Regions from separate parts of the Mus musculus genome. Here region 1 is linked to region 2. Evidence: chromatin loops called from intact Hi-C (ENCODE). Cell type or tissue: heart. All regions are shown on one strand.

Region 1 (2,500 bases), 210 kb after region 2:
AACAAATTTTCTGGAAAGATTGCCCATTTTTGTGGTCTCTATTATTATTTTTATTTCTTCTTGGAGTCATTCTAAAGAGGGGTTAGCTGTCCTCACCACTGAAGTGCTTGTTAGTGTCACCATGACCTTGGTGTTTTAGAATTCTGTGGTTGGTTCTCAGTGGTCATGTTGACCTCTTAGGTCATTTTGAAATTTTTTTTCAACACTTGTATTCCAGACACCATAGTTTCTGGTGTTCTTTTTAGTCTCCTCTGCTTTCCTTTGTTGTTGCTGTTGGATAAAAAACATTGTTGGTTCTTCATCTTCCATTGGTCATTTCACTGAGATAATCCAAGGTTTCTTGGACCTCATCAGTTCTCCAGCACAATTAATTTTGGGAGGCGATTTGATTGTGTATATATGTTTTGAACACTGTCCATTTGTATCTTCGAGCTTCACTTCCTTGAATTCCAGACACAGGTATCAATTACTTGCCCAAATTCCATTTGAAAGACAAATGTATGGCTTACATGTAACATGATCCAGACAAGACCTCTGATCCTCCTCTTGCAATCAGCTGCTCCCTGAATTACAGAAGTCCCGATTTTCTGCCAGGATGCTTACAGCATTTACTGAGGTATTCATTTCTAAAGAATCTCATTTAATCTTGCACTTGTTATTTCTCACTTTTAAAATGTCCCCCTAGTTGAAACCTTTCTGCTAGTCTCTAATGTCATTATCCTAGTTCAATCTTCAGTGGGCTTTCTCCTTTGTGTCACCCTTCAGACATCTATTCATACAGCAAGCACCTAAGAGGCAGCAGCCTTGTACCTGTGACTCTTCTTGTGGTAAGTTGTACACTGAAGAACAAGCTGGGAAAACCTTTTGCTTCAACCCTGCTTTAGAGAGATGTTTCCTTAGTTGCTTCCCTGGCTGGCTTTTCCCCACTCTCCACTTTGCTGTCCATTCTTTACTTAGCAGTAACAAGAATCTTTTGAAACACCCAAGCAAGGGCACATTACTCCTGTGTTCAAAGCCCTCTAGTGGCTCTTCTGACCTCCACACTCGCCTTAATTTATCCCAGCCACACACAAACACGCTCAGCTCCTTACAGCTTCCCAGACTCTGTACACACTGTTTTGTTGGCTTGGAAAGCTCTTCCATGATGCCTGTCACTTGAACTTTTACTTCATTAGGATTCTATTTAAATGCCATGCCAGAGTGTCCCCAATCACTCCTTCTTTAAAAGCTGCCAACATCTTGTATCTCTTGACTTTCATTTATAGCAGTTGCTCCTTATCTACAGAGGAGACATTCCAAGACATCCCAATCCCCACCACCACCACCACCACCAGTGAATCCCACCACCAATGAGTGCTTTAAACTCCATACAATACTAATTCATACAAATACTTCTTTCCTACATACTAGTGCTAGAAATTGGTTTACAAATTAAGCATGGTAAAGGATTGACAAATATTGCTAATTAAATAGAACAATTAGACTAACTCCCCACAATGAAAAATGGAGAGCGATTTTCACTTGTTAAGGTCTTATTTTCTGCACATTAAAAAGTAGATAATGAGACTTACAGTTGTAATTCTTGTGTATATAATGCCTTCTCACTAGCCACACTCCATTTGATCAAAACAAGACTAATACCTACACGCCCCTGTTCTACCAACTACAGGGAAGTAGATGAGAGAAATTTCTTTCCCCTATATTCTGTCAATGCTGAGATCTCCGCCAGGAGGGGAGGGCGTCACAAGATTTGCATCTTCACAAACATTTGAGTCAAGAACTTTCCTGAGGTGTCTACTGAAAGGAAGAAGCCAGAGTGGGAAATATCATGAGGGAAGAGATTCAATGGTGCTTTGATCAGGAAGTTCATTACATTTGTTTTAGCTCTTAATGCATATCCACTTAGGTCTGCAATCAGTTATAAAAGTTAGGCAAAAATCCTAGTGGGAAAAAATAGCATGTGTGTACGACTCCATCTGTCCGAGCCTTTGCCAGAAAAAGTCATGAATCACTCGTCTCCTGATAGACAACTTGCTTTCTTAGTTCACAATCATATTTCTCACAGATGTTGCCTTTGAATTAACCATTGTCTCAGTTCTGAATATTTTCTGGACTTGAGACTGTAATATAAGTACTTCCCACCTACCATTCAGACTGGGAATAATGGTCCAACAAGGAAGGAAGGGGATATCTGAAGCAGGCCCAGGTGTTGGGATGCAGGGTTAGGGACAAACACTTCTGTACAAGTTTGGTATTTCTCAAGTTCTGGCAGCAGGCATGTTTACTTCCAGGTTATGCAAAGTCTCAGCTTGGGTTCTGGAAAAATGAGCTAAAAACTTTGCCTAAAAGGAGTTTCTTGCTAATTTCTGAAGACATCTTGCTTTTATTAGGACATAGCTGTTGTCACATGCCCTGTCCTGAGAAATGAAGATGTCATTCACTGTACAGAACCCATACCTGATTCGGCTTTTATTTTCTAGCAATTGACACTCTCCTATGC
Region 2 (2,500 bases):
ACTGAACAAGATATTCCCTGGTTGCAGCAACATGGATGAAAAATTAATATGTAGTTGTTTATTACAGGATAAATATTGTACCCTGTATATATGTATGTGTATATGCATTATAGGTATACATTTAACATATATATGTATATGTGTGTATATATATATACATATATATATATATACACACATATATACACACATACATACACATACAGGACATATATTGTAAGTCACACCCTTTCTCTTTTATACATTGAAATCTGAAAATTGAATCCTTCTGTGGGGATGCATTATCATTGGGGAATCTTTCAATGCTGTGCCCTGATTAGCTCTGAATAAAATTGATCATAAATGAGAAAATTGGAACTGGAGAAGTTATAAACATTTTGATATTAATTGTTAGTAAGTTCATAATTAATTAATTTGTTAGGTCCAGAGGATCGTGTAGTCTAGGCTGGCTTTGAACTTGCAGAGGATGCCTTTGAACTTCTGATCCTACTGTCTTCACCTCCCCCCTCCCTAGTGCTGGTATTACAGGCAAGCATAACCATGCCAGCATCTGCAGAACTGTCTTTCCATTGCTATCTTCCCATCCTGAACTTATATGATGGGTTGCCTTTCTGAAATTCAGAACTGTATATTTGTCTTTGTTATATTTCAAGATAGAAAATTAAAACTCCTGTTGGTTGCTTCTAGGAGCACCATACCCCCATCTTATTTTGTGAGGCACAGGTCTATCAAATTACATCCCCACTCTTCTCAATTTTGTCCTCCACACAACCAACCCAACTTGTTGGTTGAGAACTTGTACATTATAAAATAGGATCTTGAATTGAGTTTGATACTCTTTGTTCTTAAGATGAGGTATTCGTGATATCGTTCGTGAAGCCACTGGGGATGTGACTATCCTTAACAGAACCCAAAGAAAATGACCTCATCAGATCCTGGCCAATCAATCCAATGAGTATATTGGGCAAGATCACCCAACAAACATTTCATGATTTTAATTCATCTTTCCTTCTACATATTTCAGAACCGATGAAAACTAAGCTCCGGTTGTGTGCTTCACTTACAACCCCAGATCCTATTATAATTAAGAATCCACCTACAACCTAACATGACCGGTGGGACATACGGGAGTTGAGAAGTCCATTATATTTTGCCACTAAAATGGGCCACACACATAACCCCCCTGAAATGAGTGGCCAGGCAGCGCATTCCAACAGGTCTCTAGAGGAGATGTCACAATACTCTGAGTAACCAATTACAGCACTTCATAGATTTCCTAGTATCTAATCGGAATCGCTTCTGCTGGGCTTTAAGCTCATTTCCTCTTTCCATTCTCAAAGGAGGTGGGAAACATCTGGAGAATATTTTCTCTTAAAATAATAGCTCACATATTTGAAGCCTGTAATTAGCTCCCTTTGTTTCCCTAACTGGAATATTGTCAGCTGCTAAACAGCTTACAAAACACTTGAGAGAAACCTTGAAAGAGTGCATTCTAAAGTGGAATTTCTCCCTTTCTGCGAATGAAAGTCCCGATTGTCTTCAGAGCACAGAGCCCCGAAGCTGTAGGTCTGACTCAGTCACCCATCCAGCCAGAGCATCACTTCCTTTGCTTGCAGAATGATGATGGTGGTTAGTAGAATTCAAGGTCTTTTCTAATTCTGATGTTTTCTGGTGAAGAAAATTTACACCCTTCACAGGTAAATGGACTTACAATGGAGATGATTAAGGTTTTTGTTTTGGAAAGTTAAATATATCCTCATACTTCAGGTTGCTTTTCAATCTCCAGTCTTATAGTTGGGGATAGAATTTATAAAAACCTCTTTATAATTTTTTTCCTTGAGAGATAAAGCAGTATTGCATGAGACACTGAAGGAAGACCCCAAATAAGAAACAAAGCTCAGCGCATAATGCGTTAAAGGGCATTCAAAGGTCGAATACAAAACTGAAGGTCATTGAGAATTCCCTAAAATGTGGCTGTGAAGGCCAGACGTGGTATTTAATCCTAGGACTCAGGAGGCAGGAGCAGGCAGAGCTCTGGTGAGTATAAGCTCAGCTTGGTCTAACAGCAACTGTTAGGTCAGGACTCTACAGTGAGACCCTTTCTCAAAATAAAATAAAATAAAATAAAATAAAATAAAATAAAATAAGTCTGTGAATTATGTTCTCCTACAATCATGTGACCTTAAAATTCTTACGAAGTCATTCAGTAAATATTGATTTTGAAGTAGGAGTGGCAAGTGAATGGGCTGGAGACGTGGCTCAGCCATTAAGAGTACTTGTTGGTCTTACAGCAGATCCAGGTTTGGATCCGAGTGCCCACGTAAATACAAGCATTGGCAAAGGCGTCCCATGAAACAGTCCTTGCCAGTCGGTGAGCGCAGTGTAGTTGTGGTGGAAGTGGTCCTCTGTAGATAAATTGAACTAGCTTAATAAAGTAAGGTGATAAAAATTAGGCTCCTCTCAAAGCATCTTAGGTCATAAACCCCACAAAGTTAAAAAT

Evidence for each region. Peaks named below come from ENCODE experiments on the same cell type or tissue, not always from the same donor. Only the 100,000 strongest peaks of a DNase experiment are listed, where the experiment ranks them.
Region 1: a loop joins it to region 2, with 2.8 times the contacts of the local background. A loop is called at or near these places in 4 of 42 quality-filtered maps.

Annotation. Positions count from the first base shown.
Region 1 is chr16:57,851,019-57,853,518 of GRCm38, forward strand. No RefSeq gene overlaps it. Among named protein-coding and RNA genes, the nearest start is that of Gm24039, 32 kb to the right of the region's middle. In heart, a CTCF peak has its summit at 1,008 (motif pointing left); no DNase peak of the experiment used is centred here.
Region 2 is chr16:57,640,325-57,642,824 of GRCm38, forward strand. All of the region lies in intron 2 of Col8a1 (collagen, type VIII, alpha 1), which reads right to left. Among named protein-coding and RNA genes, the nearest start is that of Gm51269, 31 kb to the left of the region's middle. In heart, no CTCF peak of the experiment used is centred here; a DNase peak (open chromatin) is centred at 1,197.